6 separate regions of the Homo sapiens genome follow, and regions 1, 2, 3, 4 and 5 are each linked to region 6. A link is a contact called in ENCODE Hi-C or POLR2A ChIA-PET data. All regions are on one chromosome and are shown on one strand. Each heading gives the region's core, a stretch centred on a gene start or an enhancer-like site at or near the end of the contact. The rest is flanking DNA. Distances are from core to core; before and after follow the strand shown.

Region 1 (2,700 bases), core at 108-2,607, 810 kb before region 6:
AACCTGTGCATGCACCCCCAGATCAATAATTTTAAAAAGACTGTTAACCAGCTTCGGGGTGGAGGAAGATGGGGACCAGGAATGAGCATGGAAACGAGGAGGGTTTTTAACATGGGAAAGACCACAGCATGTTTCTAAGCTAAGAGGAAACACGATCTCGTTATGAGAGTTAGAAGGACAAGGCCTGAAGAGAAGGTGGAGGGAGGAAAATTAGGGTGAGCTGAACTAGGACAAGCAGGACAGATGGGAGGCTTCAGGGGCCCAGGGAGGACACAGGCATGAGTTAGGGGGATGCTGCTGCTGCTCCTCAAACTCATCCCACACATAGAGTCCAACGCCCAAGCTCTCACTCACTCCGCATCCAAGCCACTTGCTGGGTCCCCACTGCCCTTAAAAAAAAAAAGGCCCAGCATGCTCTGTTCCCCAACCACCTCTATGGGCTCATCTCCTTCCACTCCTCAGCTTCAGCCTCAAGCTCCCGTATAGGAAGCTCTTTCCCTCTCCTGTGCCTTTTGTCCCTATGGCTCCTACAGTGTTATCTCCTTCAGGAAGTCCCCTGATCCAGGGCTGGGTTAAAGACCTCTCCCTGGATCTCACAATAGGCTGTGCATCCTTCCTGCCTTTGCACCCACCACAAAGCACAGCGTAAGCTGCTTGTATCTCCATCCGCCCACCAGACACAGCAGAGCTCCTTCGGGCGGAATGTTCACCTCTGTCTTCCCCCTCCTAGTAGGCCCTCAGTGCACATGCTAGGGGTAGGCTGGGGAAGGGCGATGAATCAATGGCTTCTGAGTCAGAGGCTGGATGGATAGTTCCTCAAATCTCATCTTACTGAGAATCCAGATTTTACTCATCAGTCCTTTCTACATAACTATTTTTGTAAAAGCACACACATATCTAGAGTAGACACTGGGGAGAGTTCTTCTCCACAAGAACTAAAAGACATGAAACATAGCACTTTCATGAGCTAGACAGAAAAATAGGCCATAAGATTCTCATGGCCAGAGCCAGATTTCAACAGTAGCTCCTGGCACTGTGGACACACACTGGAAATACAGCTGAGGCCAGAGATGGTGTCCAACCTCCTGAGGCTCTCCTTTCCTTCCCAACCAGGACAGGCTGAGTCTCCTCTGCTGTTCCTGGGGATACCCAAGATACCCATCAGCTAAAAGGCCCCCAAGCTATCACTGACAACATCTTTAAACCCAGCAACAGGCCTGGGTCCCCCGTGCACTGCTGACCTCTCGCGCAGGCTGTGCGGGGAGACCTTTGTGGTCGGAGCACACCAAGCCTCCAGCGTCCTCCCCAGTGTTTAGCATGGCCCATCCCTCTGCAGTCCTGGAGGTGCTGAATCCACTAACAGAATTTTCCCAAGATCCCAATCCCGTCTCTGCTTCCCACTTAGGTCTCTCCAACAAAAACAAGTTCTTGGCCAGGATCCCAGCTCCAGGGTCTGCTAGGGAACCGGGTCCTGGGACACAGGCTCTGTCAAGCATGTCTTTCCCCTGATATTGAAACCAGATCCCACCCAACCAGATGCCAATGGAATGCATTTAAGCCTCTTTCAAAAAGCTACACTGTCCTTTCTTTTTGGAGGGCTGGAGAGATAAGTGAGCAACTAGCAGCTGCCACGAGGAGGGGCTGAGTTACTTGGAAAGACATTTCCTGCAAGGCTTCTTCCACCTTGCGCAGCTCGTGCTGATGGTGCATCTGCCCCACTGACAAAGGCAACTCAGGCCATCGTCAATGCTGGGATGTGTCACCAGTCCCCAAGCTGTCACCGTAACAGACAGACCAAATGACCAGCCACAGGGAAGATGAGCAGGGCCTCTGCTGCACCACACACACGCACCGCCACAGAAAGACAGTTTCACATGAAACCAAGTTCCAGGGGCCTGGCACTCTAGGATGGGCAGATGTGACTCCTCAGGCTGTAATATGGATTCCAAGAGGCTCCAGATATTTTTTTCAGGGTAGGGGAAATGACTTTAAAGGAAAACAAAAAAGAAACAATACTACATAGCACTTCCTGGCTGCAAAGACAGTCGAATATAAGTCTAGGAAAGCACATGTCTAACATCCCTGCCTTCTGTGGCTGCTCATTGACAAGACCATGGCCACTAGACTTAAGGCCTGGTTAGCTGAGACTTACTGATTCCATCTATCCACAGGCACCACACCCCAACCTCTCTATCTGCGCTCTTTCAGAAAGGTGGCTTTTCCGCCCTTGCAAGGTAATTCCCGTCTCTTAGGTTCCTCTGACACAGGCACCCCTGACCTTCCTCAGGCGCAAACATTGACAAAGTGACAAGTTTCAGCTCCTTTGTCCCCTGTCCACAAAAATACCTAAATAAATAAGTTACTAACAGTCAGAGACACAAGGGGCCAGAAGAGGTAGGGGTTTGTTTCCAGTGCCAGCCCCAGAAATGTGACCCATTGTGCTTTTTACCAAGTTCCTCCTCTAGCTCACCAGGGACCTGGGGGCGGGCCTGCCAGCGGCCACTCCCTGTGCTCCCCTTCCAGGCTGATGCCTCCCTGCCTGCCCACACCGGGGTACTCCACGTCTCTACACTTTGTGCGTGCTCCTCTCTCCACGAAGAAGGCCAATTCTCCTCCTTCTCTGGATAACTTCGACTAATTCACCAGACTCAGCAAAGGCTCTGCCTCCCTGCAGGAGGCCATCCCTGATCCTCGCCACTC
Region 2 (2,700 bases), core at 32-2,531, 740 kb before region 6:
GCTCCCAAAATGACCTTCCCTCGGCCAGCGTACTTTCCTTGGGGAGGTCTGTGTAGCCTTGGGAGATAAAGTCAAGGTTTAAAACAATCTGAATGCACGGCTCTACTTTCCATCTCAGCTAACAGCTTTAAGCGAAAACAGATATGAGGTTAGGAAAATGGTTTTTCTCCTTTGCACCTTGCTTCAAGCGAGTTAACCCCAACCATGACCCGACCCGCCGCCCCACGGAACACGCCGCCTTGCCAGATGCTTCGGAGTCCGCTCAACCTCCTCCTCGACGAGTGTCTACACCTGATTACACCGTTTTAAAGCGGCGGCGCCCTCAGCGGCCTAAGTGGGTAAGGACAGTTGGGCTGTACGATCTATCGGAACCTCCTTCCCACCGTCCCTCCCTTCCTTTGCCTTCCCTCGCCTCTCCCCACCGCGACGCAGAGGGAGCAACACAACCAACTATTCATTCTTTCTCAACAAAGGGAGAGAGGGAGGGAGATGTTGTCAACAGTTACAGGGCAGGCTCCTTCGCTTTCTTTGCAAACTTCCCAAGAGATTACCGGAGAAACTCGCCTCCTCGGAGCCTTGGGCTTCCACCAGAGCGCTCTGGGCCCTCGCATCTGCCCGACCCCGGCCGGCTTCTGCGAAGAGGGGACGGGCGGGACAGGGCGGGGTGGCCGGCAGAGCAGCTCCGACGGGCAGGGGGTCGGGCGAGGCCAGCGCCCGGGAAGATGCCGCTCGAGTGCCACCGAGCAAGATGCCTGGCCGCCAATCGCTGAGCGCTCCCCGCCGTGGGCCACGTCTCGGGGAGTCCCAGCGCGCTCGGAGGGCCTGGAGAGCGCAAGCCCCAGCCCCACTTCAGTCACCCCCGCCCCCAACGCCAAATCCGCTGGCGGGGGTGGGTAGGGACCAACAAACGCCGGCTCTACTTTCCCCAGAGCCTAACTTTGTCCAACAAACTTCCTAGCGTGTCCTCACCGGGGTGGGGGAGGCCCAGGCGCCCCGGGAGGAACAGCACCCCGAGGACGCTGGGCGCGCGGCGGAGACTCACCTCCCGGCGCGGCGCTGGGCGCTCGGGCTCTCAGGATCTCTGGACCTCCGGCTGGGGCTCAAAGGCGCCGCGCGGCCGGCCTCGCACCGCCCGCGCCGCGGCTGCTCCCGGAGCTGGGGACGCTCATGGTCCGCGGGGCGTGCCCGCCGAGAATCCCGCGCGCGTCTAGCCGGTGCGCCCCGCAGCTCCGGCTCCGGTCCCGGCCCCGTCCCCCGCCCGGCCAGCAGCAGGCGCAGCTCTGAGCCGGCGGCGCGCACTCCGGCCCTCAACTGGTGATTTGCGGCTCCGCGGCCCCACCCCGGCGAGCCGATTCGCGCTGCCTTGCGGAACCCCCCGAGACATTTACATTCGGTGACCTAGCCAGGCCCTCCTCTGCCCGGATTTTAGAGTTTGGCTCTCTTCGTATCTCCCCAAGGAGCCAGTCCTCAAGTATAGCTCGATCACTTCCTTTCTGAAGCTCTCTCCAGAGACAGCCTCGTCGAATCCACTCCTTCCCCTTCCCCGCGTTATTTAATTACCCAACAGATCTGCTTTGCTCGTCTGCAGACACCTGGCTGGCTTTCAATGTGAAGGGCTTTGATGAGACAAAGCCCCAGGTAACCACAAATGAACCATCCACGGGAACAGGCAAATCAATTGCACTCGTATGGACGTATTGAAAGCAAAGTGCGAGTTGGCGGTGGCACTTCAGCACTAGATGATTTGGTGGGGTGAAAAATTGGAGCCCACTGGAAAAGACTTAACACTATCTTATATCAAGATCCATTATAAAGTCATAGAAATAGTAGAAGGATAGACAAACTGACCAATGGAATAAAGTCCAAAAACAGATTTACAATATGTGGTCACTTGATTTATGTCAGGTGCTGCTGTGCTGTATTGGGGGTCAGATTAGCTCTCTCTTTCCAGTAAATGATGCTGGATCAACTGAATCCCCCCATCCCCAGTCAATTCCAGATGGAATTTTTCTTTTCGAGACAGAGTTTCGGTCTTGTTGCCCAAGCTGTTGTGCAACGGCATGATCTTGGCTCACTGCAACCTCCGCCTCCCGGGTTCAAGCAATTATCTTGCCTCAGCTTCCCAAGTAGCTGGGATTACAGGCGCACGCCACTATGCCCGGCTAATTTTTGTATTTTTAGTAGAGACGGGTTCACCATTTTGGTCAGGCTGGTCTCGAACTCCTGACCTCAGGTGATCCACCCACCTCGGCCTCCCAAAGTGCTGGGATTACAGGTGTGAGCCACCGCGCCCGGCCTCCAGATGGATTTTAAAGGTAAAAAGTAAACCAATAACACGATCCAAAGAAAATGTCCAAAAAAATCTTCATTACCTTGGGGTAGACAAAGACGATGTCTTAAACACATGTAGTACTAATATAAAGAAAAAAAACTCATCATTGGACAAGATTAAAATTAAGAGCTTCTGTTCATGAAAAGACACCACGAGTGAAAAGGCAAACCGCAGAGTGAGAAAACATAATTGCAACACATACATCCAAAAAAGGTTTGTTTACAGATATATAAAGAACACCTACGGATCAGCCAGAATAAGGCAGAAAATCCAATTAAAAACAGGCAGAATATTTCAACTGTCCTCAAGAGAGGACAAACAGGCATTTCTCAAAAAAGCCAATAAACATATGGAAAATATCTCAATTT
Region 3 (2,700 bases), core at 193-2,692, 710 kb before region 6:
GAGACTCAGTCTCAATAAATAAATAAATAATAATAATAGCTCTGACGGTCCCCAAGCCTGGATCATTCAGGATGTTTTCTAGGCTGAAGCTGGACATTAGATCAAAAAGAAAACAACGTAATATTAAATGCTTGTATGGATATGGTGTACTATCTTTCTTCTGGAAATAATCAAAAGCTAACTACACCAACACAGCCAGACTTCAATCTAACCTAAACAACAGATGACCCACATACACAAAATAAACAACGAGGTAAATAGCAGTGTGTAAAAGCAATGGATCTGACAGGTTTTGCAAGGTGGTAAGCCGAGGGGGCGGCTCAAAAGTTGCCAGCATAGACAGGAGGGGAGGGGTGCGGGAGGGTTCCTCTAGCCATTGAGTCAGAGGTTTCAAGAAGGAAATGGAACTTCGCAGACTGCTACAATAAAGGAAGGAGATAACCATATCCTTCTACTGCTCACTTATATAGAACCTGAATAGAGAAAAGAGTAAGTTGAGAACTTCTGAACCATGACCTTCAGTAATGGGCCAACTGCTCTACTCTGACACCAGGCCACTTCTCATCCTGCTTCAGGGTCTCACAGAACAATTAAACCCCTAAGCACCTTGCCTCCGGCCTCTGGCAGATGGGACTGATGTTAAGCTAAACCCACAGGAGGTAGGATGAGTCCAAAAACCATCTTAACTTTGTTTCCAAGGGGCCTTTTTTGGTTTTGCCTGTTTTTCTCTCTTTCTCCCTCATCATCTCACATAGCTAATCCAACCAACAGTGTGGACACTTTACAAATTGTCATAATCTTTTCTGTCCCCATATTTTTGTCCATAAGTTCTCTCCCCAGTGTCCCATTACTCTCAGAAAAGGAGAAGATCTTTGGGAGAAAATAAACATATTAGTAGCAAATTCTAGAACTGTACTGGCTGAATAAAACTTTGGGCTCACAGAAACCGGTTTCAGTTCACTCTTCAATCTTTTCAAATGTCACCACCATAGAGTCCCCTATATAACTTACCCTATTCACCACCACATCATATCTACAAAAAAAGACCATCTCAATAATCCCCCAAACACCTGAATTGGCTGGAGTTGCTTCTTTCTTTCCAAAGAACAATGGGGTCCTTGGGGCTCCTTTGCCCCGCCAGGGCTGTGCCAAGGACACAGGCAGGAGGAGGTTGGCAGGCTGTTTTATTTTTTAGCAAGCACTGGCAGTACTTAGAGCATTCAGATGATTTCTGTTGATGCTCGTGGGGATCAGCTTCTAAGCTTCGGGCTTGCAAAAACAGGGCTCACAACTTTCATATCAGGAGAGTCGATTGCACATGTGAAGAGGCCAATTAAAAAAAAATCACAAGGAGAAGTGCTGCGATAAGCTAAGTAGGCTTTGTTCTGTTTGGAAAAGGGAGGGCCTGGGAGCCCCGATGAAGTCAGAGCTTTTCCCCTCCCAAGGGCATCTGTTTCCAGGCTGCAAAAGAGAAGAACGAGGGGGAGTCCACAGGCTGCAGGGCAGCAGAGCAGCGTGCTCATGACTGCTCAGGCACATCTGATAACAGCAGGCCTTCCTGGAGGTGGGCACATTCTCCTCCTCTGACCCTGAGTTGGAGAGGTGACACTGATTTACAGCTGCATCTCTTCTTCTTCCTGTCCCTCCAAGCCAGCCTGCGGTCTGTTCAAAGCACACTCAAGGGAAAGAGAGACCAATGAATCTGCCCAATTGGGAAGTGGTTTTGAGCAAGCACTGATGTTCTGACAACACACTCTGTCTTCAGATTGGTCCCTTGCCCTTCAGTGAAGTGGGTCTTGATCTGTACAGGTGTTGGCCAGGGGCTCCAGGACACAGAGCCTTCTCTCTTAGTGTGGGTGACCCTGTATAAGGATGTCTTACTGGCATTAGATTAGGATTGACATTAGTGAATGCTCAGCAGGCAGTCCCCCTTGATTGTCCTTGGAACAGCAAGAAGGAGGGAGGGGAATATCTCCTAGACTAGAGATGGGAAGAGAAAAAGGAAGGCTGTTTAATGGAAAACTGTTGTAGTTTTTAAAAATTGTATTTACAATCTATAGGATTGTAGATTGGGAAAAAAGTCTTTATCTGATCAACTCAACCGTCCTATATTAGGACTAGGGCTTTGCTGCTATAACATAATCATGGTGGAATGTATCTCCTTGATGGATCATCATGTAATTTTTTCATATCTCTATCTTAAATATATATTTTTAAAAGAAAAATAGAAATTATCTTTCTATAATCAATTCATGAAATGAATGGGCCTGTTCGATGCTGTGTTTATTTTGCTTTTCTGCAAAGTTGTTTTGGGGAACATTCCATATCTTTAGATTCTTTGTCACTTAGAGAAAAAAGATTAGGCCAGTTGGACGAAATCCATGAGAGAATGAAATATGAGTTCAAGTGTCCTAGTCTCTGTAAAACAGTATAAACTCACTCCCGGTGGATAGGGGGTGGGAAGCTGGGAAGCTGGGAACCAAGAAAGGCTGATCAAGAAGTGGGCTCCCTCCCTGGACCTGTACCCCTTGTTTCTGGCTTTGCCCCTGCTGGAGGGACCAGTCCTGACCAGTCAGGGAAGCACAGCTCTCTGCTGGGCCTGGCTGCCTGGCATGGCTGGAGCTGGAGAAGCCTTACCCATACCATGCTGGATGTTTGCTACGTCTCCCTTTGCCTCTTCCCTTGGAGACCTTGAAGGGC
Region 4 (2,700 bases), core at 144-2,643, 540 kb after region 6:
ATTTATATTTATGCTTCTAGCACTGTCCCAGGGGCTTTAATATGGTACCTATAACCCTTCCAATTATTCTCATTTTAGAGTAGAGATAACTAAGACACAGGGAGGTGAAAAAAATAAGCAAACAAAAAAACCTGCCCAAGGACACACGACAGGTCAGAGGTTAAAAAAAAAAAATTAGCTGGGCGTGGTGGCGCACGCCTGTGATCTCAGCTACTCTAGAGGCTAAGGCAGGGTTCACACTCCCGGCTCTTGGTTTACCGAAGTTCTCATTTATTCCACTATCTCATAAGAAAAATGAAGCAAATCAAGTCACACTTTAAATCGACTGAGGAGATTTTGCTGTAGAAAGGAATCTGGTAAATCCCTTCATCAAGTAAATAATCCTTTGTGTGTAAATCTGGACTTATATAAAGTATATGTTTTTTGGCATGGTTAAGGTGAGCTACCATGTTCCTTTCCGGAAAGTAAAGATGATTTAAGGAATATGAAGGAGGCCTTTGTTCATTCCTTTGATGGATATTTATTCAGTGCTCCTCTGTGGGAATGCTAAGATGAGAAAAGCAGACGGTCCCTGTCTTCAGGGAGCATATCATTTTTCACTACCCCTTGTTATTGGGTTGCTAAAAAAGAGAATGTCTATTTTATTTGTGGAAGTAAGTCAGTAGTTTAAAAAACTTTTATTTTCTTTTCTGCTTATCGCAGTAATACATCTCATTAAAAAGTGTAAAAAAACCAAACATTATAAGAATGTATAATACAAAAAGTTAGTTTTCAGTATTGCCAGCCCCAAAGAAACAACCACGGTTATAGATGAAAATTTTAACCCTTAAAACTCTTTCTCCAGAGGAGAAACAGAGAATACCATCTAGTAATTTCCCTATCCTGGCTCCTGCAGTACCTTCAGGACTTGGAGATTTTTTTTTTTTTTTTTTTTTTTTTTTTTTACTGGGCGGCTCCTGACCTTGGGGAAAACAGAAACACAGCTGAAAGTAAATATGGAACAAAACTCTGGCCATGGGGCCTGAGAAAGGCTTTTTTCCACTGCCTTTTAAATGTATTTTCATGAAAAGACACCAAAGACATTTAAAGTTAGGATTGTTCTAGAAAATCCAGGATAGATAGCCACCAGATGTCTATGGGGAATCAGGGCACACCACAGTAAACACTCAATAGATATTTGCTGGAGGGAGGAATGAAGACTGTACTTATATTTAGAAAATTAAAACAACCCTGAAGTACATGCTGGATTTTACAGGTTTTCGATTTATCTCCTCCTCTTTTTTTTTTTTTTTCCCCATGCAGAGCAAAGGGAAAAACAGCTAAGTGTTTCCTGGCTGAATTTTATTTTGCTTTCAGTTTCTGCCATTTCAGTTCCTGTTATCGTGCTTTGAGGTGCACTGAACTGCAGCAAACCCAGGGGATCCAAGGCTACGTTGAAAAGCCTTTGACCACAGTGCAGGGAGCAGAAGACATTAATGACGTGATGTCGACACAGCCCGCACTCAGGATCCTCCAGGAAAAGAACACAGAGATAACCCCGGATCGATGGTACTTTTTGAAAATGCTTTATTGCAAAAGAGTGGCTAGGGTTTTACAAGGGCTATGAAGAAACATATTAAGGTTAATAAAGCTTTTTATTGAGTGTTTACTGAGTGTTACTATGTGCTTTACATCTATTAACTCATTTCATCTTCAAAACAACCCTATAAAGATGTTACAACTATAATCCTAACCTTACAAATGAAACAACTGAGGCACAGTGAAGTGCAGTGGCCTGCCCAGGTAAAAAGCAAGACAGAATTTGAACCCAGGCAGCCTGACCCCAGGGTCCAGGTATTAAACCATTCTGCTATAGTGCCTCTAAGATAACAGAGAAACTTGATGAATTACTGGGTTACTGAATTTTAGTTTACATAGGTTGTTTTTTTCCCCTTAAGAGTAGAACAAAACATACCTGAAGTATGGAAAATAACATTTATTTTATTTTATTTATTTATTTGAGATGGAGTCTTGCTCTGTCACCAGGCTGGAGTGCAATGGTGCGATCTAGGCTCACTGAAACCTCCGCCTCCCAGGTTCAAGCAATTCTCCTGCCTCAGCCTCCCGAGTAGCTGTGATTACCGGCATGCGCCACCACGCCCAGCTAATTTTTGTATTTTTAGTAAAGACAGGGTTTCACCATGTTGGCCAAGCTGGTCTCGAACTCCTGACCTCAGGTGATCCACCTGCCTCGGCCTCCCAAAGTGCTGGGATTACAGGCGTGAGCCACTGCGCCCAGCCAAAAATAACATTTAGAAAAGTTTTTAGCCTTGGAGCCCTGGAGGCAGAGGCCGCAGTGAGCGGTGATTACGCCTAGGCACTCCAGCCTAGGTGACAGAGCAAGACTCTGTCTCATAACAAATGACTTCCGATGGGACAGCCCAATGGGAGCTATAGAAAACCAATGGGAAGTAAAATTGGATGACTTATGCCCTTGACTGCAGGAATGCAATCACCGTGGGTAATGGGAGGATAAATACGAGAATGGAGGCAGGGATTTAAGCCCTGCCATCCATGTTTACTAGCTGCAATTAACCCTGGGAGTTTCTTAGCCTCCAGAGTGGGCTTCCCTCTGAGTTGTGGGTTGGCCCCAAAGATGCCAAAATTTATTCCAGTTATAAGTTATATTTTAACCAAATTTCTGGTCTCCATTTTTCCTTG
Region 5 (2,700 bases), core at 103-2,602, 700 kb after region 6:
AGGGACTATGATGGGACACCGTGTGGTTCAAAGAGCACTGGAGCCCTGGTACATCCTGAGAGTCTTGGGGAGAAAAAGGGGAACACGCATTTGGGGGCCTGAAAGATCTTTCTCTCTGCTTGACTGCAGGGCAGGTTTCTGTCCCTCCCTGTTCTGTGGTATAGATTTTGTCTTTTCCACATCAGTCCAGGTCTTCAGAGTCACTATGAATTATTATTACCATTTTAAAGATGAAGAAATTGAGCCTCAGTGAGGTTCAGTTAGCTAAAGGCACACAACTCTAATAAACTGACAGAATTCCAGGTTCTGATTTAAATTCTATTGCCCTCTCTTGAAAATAAACATGGACAGCTTATATGAGCTTTTGTGTATATATTTTCTGGTCTAAATCTGCGGCAGATATGTGTGTCTTTCTGCGCATGTATATAGTAGATCAAATATGTTAGCTCTATTGACATTTCTTAGAAATAAATATCCTGTTATCAATGATAGTGTTTACAAATTATTTATTTAGAACTTACCTCTTTTCAAGAAAAGGCCTTGTGATTGCTCTCTGCGAATTATAATGCATGAGTATACCTCTTTGTTATTTTGTTTTGTTTCAGACAATTATCTCTGGTTGATGCAGATCACTTGGAGGCTTTTGGGGCTGTATATAACAGGTCAGAACATCTATTTAATGTCAAACTTTATCTACTAGGCAACTTGGAATTCTCAGCCAGCACCAAATATTCAAATCCAACTTCCACACCCCGACAACAGAGGGGTTCCGGGTGTAGGTGTAGTGCTGGTGCACCCATGAGGGTGTTTTTCAGGAATTCTGGAGGTGGTGCTGGAGAGAACACGCTTCTTCTACACGCGCCCCCTACCAGTTTGGTATGCACCTGCAGCCCCAAAGAAGAACTGGCGGGACTCGAGTGTGGCCGTGTCAGACGTGGCAAGAAAAACCAGCAGTTGCCTTTTCATCTCTTTTCTGATGATCTAACCATGAAGTCCCCAGTATTTGAGCATTTAAGGCAGAATGTAAATTCATAATTTAAGAAGATTTTTTGTTACGTGGCTAGCCCAGGTACTGACCGCTGCGGGGGCGGGCTCACACAGTTCCCCCGCTGGCAAGTTTTGTGACTTGCTTTGGAAAACCCGGGAATTGCACCCTCTGCCCTTGGCAAGGTGTGAGCTTCCAGGATCTCTCCGCTGCGACTTCGGGTGTTAGGGTTTTTGGGCTCTTTCCGGGACCCAAGTTCCAGGGCAAGAAGGTCTGCTCGGCGGCCCGCCTCGGGGCCCCGCCCACTTTGGCCAGGGTCGGAGCCGCCCGGAGCGGGAGCCGGAGCCCGAGCGGCCGCGGCCCCTTTAAGGAGCAGCTCTGCGGTAACCCGAGCCCGCAGTCCGGGCGGGCGCGACGGCCGCCGCGGTAGCTGGAGCCTCCGCGACTGCACCTCCAAGCGGCCCGGAACCCGCGGCTTCCCTGGCTCCCGTGAGCATCTCACCGGGCGGCACTGGCCAGCGCCAGCCCTCGGGCCGGCCCGGATGAGCAGACTCCTGTAGACACCCGCCGCCCTCTCCCGGCTCGGCGCAGCCGCCGCCCGCGCGCGACTCGCCCCGGGACCCGGCACAGGTGACGCCGTTTGGAGGGGGGGTTGGGGAGGAAGGCGGGCTTGCCTCGCCCCGCGGCTCCCCCGCGCCAGCCGCCAAGCGCAGCCCGCGGAGAGGGGTGCCGCGGCTTCCCGCCCCTGGCCTAGCGCGGCCGAGAGCTCCTGCGCCTGGAGGCTGGGTGGGCGTCCGGCGCGCGGGAGGCGGCCCGGGGCTCCCGGGCGGGCTCCGGCAGGTGTGTGCGGAAGGCTCAGCATCGTCCCCGCCCGGCGGGCCACGGCGTCGCTCCGGGAGCAAATGGTGTCCCGGGGCCCGCGGCCCCCGCGCCGCCCGGGCGCCCCGCATTCCTCTCGCGTTTCTCGGGCTGCACGATTCCGGCTGCCCTGTCTGCCTGGCGGTGCCTCTCGGGTCTGAGCTTAAAGCGGGTGGGTGCAAACCTTTGGGCATCCAGGGAGAGCTTTCTTGTTAGAGCCCACACACAATCGGGCGCATCAAGTGGGTAAGTCCCCCTCCCCCGCCGCCACCTTCTGAAACAAGTAGCTCTTATTTACCCTTGCAGTTCTCAAGTGGGTCCCATTTTTAGCCACTGAGTGCTGAAAAGTCTAGTGGGAAGGGACCAGGCGTAGAGTCGGAGGGAGAAATTGGTTTCTATTTCCATCTTTACCTCTGTAACCCCTAAGTGCCTCGGTTTACCCAGCCATGAAATGGGATTCGTAATGCCAGCAGTTTCCTACCCCTCCAAGACGGCAGAAAAACCTCTGTGAAAACACTTTGAGTCTAAATTCATTTAAGAGTCGCTGTTGCTGGTCTGTATATTTTTAATTGTACACACATTTGAGTGTTAATGTGGTGCACACTTTTATATGAAATTATGAAATTTACTTTAAAGACTGATCTTGGATAATGTTTAATCCAAATACCAGTTTGGAGAAGATGGAAGAGTTTGTGTGGACCCTAGGAATTGATGTGTGAAATAGGAAAAAAGATTTAATAAAATCTTTACGCAGTCATAAATGGAGTTGAGAAAAATTGACCTTGGATTGTGGTGTTTTAAGTGAGTTACTCCCGTGCCAGCGCATGGTGTCGATTGAAATGTAGCTTCATCTTTGT
Region 6 (2,700 bases), core at 60-2,559:
TTCTTCTATTAATCTGCCTTATGTCAGCGGTTTTCAGTTAACTTTCAGAGGGCCAAAACCTTTTGTCCCTCCAGGTAATGAAAATGTCCACATGACAAATAGTGAATTAGTAGGAGCTTCAGTTCTGCATAATTTAGAATTCACTGTTGAGCACCTCTATACGCATGCCATTATTGTACCTCGTCTTTGTGATCCTCATAACCTGTATTAGGCAACAGCTCATTTATATTGAGAAAACACCTAGGGCACAGCACCACTACTTTGTAGGCTACTTTAATATGTATGTGCATTATGCGAGGTTTTATGAGCTTATTTTCTGACACACTTGCTTTTCTCCAGTTTCCTCAGCTGAAAACAGCGATTCACTGTTACTGTATATATGCTAGGCTCAATGCTGGCGATAACAATTCCTGCAACATAGGGTCAGACAGGAGAAGAATGTTGTAATCTGCAAAGCCCTTCTGATTCTGGGAGTGAGGCCAGCATTAATACAACGCACGATTGTTACTTCTGAATGTCCCTTTGCAAAGAACAGTGTTTCTCAAACTTTTTTCTGACCAGATCTGCATACATTTTACATCGCCGCTGGCGATACATACGTGCAAAACACTGAAATCGAAATTTCTCTAAACAACTCCTTTACTACGTGATGTACTGTGAAACTTTTCTATTTTGTTCTATTCTCAATTTTATTAAAAACGGAGGGTGATGATCCCGATCTACCAAACCAATTTCACAATGCGCTAGAGATTATAACCCGCGGTTTGGAAAATACTGGCTTGGAAAAAGCTCTTTGATCTGTGTCATTCTCCTCACATCTCCCTACACCTCTGCGGAGTTCCGATTGTTTGGTTTCGTCCTGATAATCACTGTGCTGTGTTTTCCCTACACGCTCTGTGACGGGGCCGTCCGCCTCCTTCCTGGGCTCCTTTAAGAGGGTGGTAACGGTACATCACCGCGGGAGTGGAGAGGCAGGGCCCACTAGGTCGTCGCTGCAGGCCAGGCCCGCTCATCCAGTTATTGTGAAAGCCGGGGTGTGCGCGCGAAGAGTGGGAGGGTAGGGGTGAGGCAGGGGCAGCACTGACGCCTCGCAGGGCTGAGTAGCAACAGCTCCTCCGCGCCGCGTTTCCGGAGACCCTGAAGGAGTCCGCGCGTGCGCAGAGCGCGTCCCGGGAACTGTTCCGCCCACGGAGGCTGCCGAGCGCGCTCCCGCCGGGCCAAAGTACAAAGTGGGCTCCAGAGCGCGGGCGGCGCGGCGGCGCGAGCCAGGGGGCGGTCCTGCGCGGCCGGCCCCGCCCTCTGCTCTCCTCCCAGTCTCCCCCGCGCTGCGTGCAGTAAGGTAGCCGCCGCCGCCGCCGCCGCCGCGTCCCCTCGCCGGCTCGCTGGTACCGGCAGTGCCATGGCGGCCTTCAGCAAGTACTTGACGGCGCGAAACTCCTCGCTGGCTGGTGCCGCGTTCCTGCTGCTCTGCCTGCTCCACAAGCGGCGCCGCGCCCTCGGCCTGCACGGGTAAGAAGGCCCGTAGCCGTGCAGCTTTCCCGGGCTGGAGCGGGCGCTCCCCGCGCGCTCTCTCTCCCCACCCGGCCGACAGGTCTCTTTGCCCGACGGGGTCGGGCGGAGAGAGGGCCGACCGCGACTGCCGTGGGACTTCAATGTCAGGGTGTCCGCGAGTCCCCGCCACGACGGCGTCGGTCCCAGCTGGCCTGTCCGGCGACCTCGCTCCACCCCGGGAGTGCGAATTCTTCTGTGCCCGCGGGCGAACCGGCGCCCAGCCAGCACTCAGGCAGCGGCCTCCAGTTGGGGGTGGGAGGGGGATGCGGTGTGTCCCCCACCCCCTTCCCTACATCACCCCCTTCTGTGTCAACTTTCTGGGTGTGTTCTGGTTTTGCCATCTCATCTTCAGACCGTGAAGGATTTGTTTTGGGGACGTGGATGTGTGATTGAGGATGGGGATTGGATTCGCCAGGCTGGAGGCTGGTGTCTAAGTCACTTGGACGAGGTTTGGCTCGATTCCCGACTAACTGCTATTGAAAGTCGCGAGGGTGGCTTCTATGAAACTATTCCCGGTCCACTTGGCAGGATTGCCGTCTAAAGTGGTGAGCCCTTGGAGTCGGTGAACCCTTTGGTCGGTGAACATTTGGTCGGTGGCATTTCATCCGGAAAGGCTGGATCGGTTCTGTCGGACTTAGAGGGAAATGTTTTCCTTCCTGGGCTCTGTAGGTGAAAGATGAGAGTGTGGTTTAGGTGAGGATCAAGCTCCTTTTTAATGACACGCCACTGCTTCCACCGCGGGAGAATTTCAGTGCTTAGATTTAACTTTGGGAGGTTATCAGTTCAGAAAAAGTAAAAAAGAGAGAGCTGAATTACGGTTGCGACATACAGGTATGTATGTCACATACATGCAATTTTTATTTGCTGGACAAGTGAAAGAGAAAAGGCTACTTCCCAAGCGTTCTTGCCAGTCATTGAATATTTCGTATTAAATCTTGACATACTACTTTCATGAATTTTATTTCATTCATTCCTCTGAGCAGGTACTGTTGCCTCCCGTGTTTGATTTGCCTACAATATCTAATTAGTAGTAAAATTTGGGCTAAAACACAAATAGACTTCTAGTTTATAGTACCCTTTCCATTAAGTTCTTTCTAGCCGCCTTCTGTTTTTATCTTACTAGAGTCTGAAGTGATGATCTTTCTTTTC

Evidence for each region. Hi-C counts contacts between places; a loop is a spot of excess contacts on that map. ChIA-PET counts read pairs that join two places held with the same protein, here RNA polymerase II (POLR2A). Pooled maps may share reads with other maps.
Region 1: a pooled map shows a loop between it and region 6 (3-fold over the local background). The contact joins the enhancer-like site here to the promoter of ABCD3 in region 6. A Hi-C loop is called at or near these places in 10 of 50 pooled maps. POLR2A ChIA-PET finds 5 or more read pairs at or near these places in 2 of 52 experiments (A549 and MCF 10A).
Region 2: a pooled map shows a loop between it and region 6 (2.9-fold over the local background). The contact joins the promoter of BCAR3 here to the promoter of ABCD3 in region 6. A Hi-C loop is called at or near these places in 2 of 37 single-sample maps with no recorded cell type and 6 of 50 pooled maps. POLR2A ChIA-PET finds 5 or more read pairs at or near these places in 2 of 52 experiments (A549 and MCF 10A).
Region 3: a pooled map shows a loop between it and region 6 (4-fold over the local background). The contact joins the enhancer-like site here to the promoter of ABCD3 in region 6. A Hi-C loop is called at or near these places in 4 of 37 single-sample maps with no recorded cell type and 9 of 50 pooled maps. POLR2A ChIA-PET finds 5 or more read pairs at or near these places in 2 of 52 experiments (A549 and B cell).
Region 4: a loop to region 6 is called in a pooled map, with 8 times the contacts of the local background. The contact joins the enhancer-like site here to the promoter of ABCD3 in region 6. A Hi-C loop is called at or near these places in 1 of 37 single-sample maps with no recorded cell type and 9 of 50 pooled maps. POLR2A ChIA-PET finds 5 or more read pairs at or near these places in 1 of 52 experiments (OCI-LY7).
Region 5: a map of gastrocnemius medialis shows a loop between it and region 6 (6-fold over the local background). The contact joins the promoter of TLCD4 here to the promoter of ABCD3 in region 6. A Hi-C loop is called at or near these places in 2 of 168 maps with a recorded cell type or tissue (gastrocnemius medialis and naive thymus-derived CD4-positive, alpha-beta T cell) and 7 of 50 pooled maps.

Annotation. Positions count from the first base shown.
Region 1 is chr1:93,607,219-93,609,918 of GRCh38, forward strand. All of the region lies in intron 3 of BCAR3 (BCAR3 adaptor protein, NSP family member), which reads right to left. Among named protein-coding and RNA genes, the nearest start is that of BCAR3-AS1, 17 kb to the left of the region's middle. RefSeq lists an enhancer at 2,478-2,700. Within about 2 kb of position 1,358, at least 8 of the 41 ENCODE cell types and tissues checked have a DNase peak (open chromatin) inside an H3K27ac peak, as active enhancers do.
Region 2 is chr1:93,680,556-93,683,255 of GRCh38, forward strand. BCAR3 (BCAR3 adaptor protein, NSP family member) reads right to left here and starts at 1,282. Exons shown (of 12, transcript NM_003567.4): 1 at 1,043-1,282. RefSeq lists a silencer at 1,025-1,304.
Region 3 is chr1:93,707,694-93,710,393 of GRCh38, forward strand. It overlaps a transcript of BCAR3 not described here. Among named protein-coding and RNA genes, the nearest start is that of BCAR3, 27 kb to the left of the region's middle. RefSeq lists an enhancer at 139-188 and a silencer at 329-458. Within about 2 kb of position 1,443, at least 11 of the 41 ENCODE cell types and tissues checked have a DNase peak (open chromatin) inside an H3K27ac peak, as active enhancers do; they include B cell, where a contact is called at or near this core.
Region 4 is chr1:94,961,623-94,964,322 of GRCh38, forward strand. CNN3-DT (CNN3 divergent transcript) reads left to right here. Exons shown (of 3, transcript NR_168377.1): 3 at 1,357-1,648. Among named protein-coding and RNA genes, the nearest start is that of CNN3, 36 kb to the left of the region's middle. Within about 2 kb of position 1,394, at least 24 of the 41 ENCODE cell types and tissues checked have a DNase peak (open chromatin) inside an H3K27ac peak, as active enhancers do; they include OCI-LY7, where a contact is called at or near this core.
Region 5 is chr1:95,116,003-95,118,702 of GRCh38, forward strand. It overlaps TLCD4 (TLC domain containing 4), which reads left to right and starts at 1,353. Exons shown (of 7, transcript NM_152487.3): 1 at 1,353-1,615. It overlaps TLCD4-RWDD3 (TLCD4-RWDD3 readthrough), which reads left to right and starts at 1,921. Exons shown (of 8, transcript NM_001199691.1): 1 at 1,921-2,089. RefSeq lists a cis regulatory region at 1-105 and silencers at 1,360-1,506, 1,434-1,713, 1,794-1,843.
Region 6 is chr1:94,417,080-94,419,779 of GRCh38, forward strand. It overlaps ABCD3 (ATP binding cassette subfamily D member 3), which reads left to right and starts at 1,310. Exons shown (of 23, transcript NM_002858.4): 1 at 1,310-1,509. The coding sequence starts at 1,400. RefSeq lists enhancers at 499-1,290, 1,762-1,901 and a silencer at 1,052-1,431.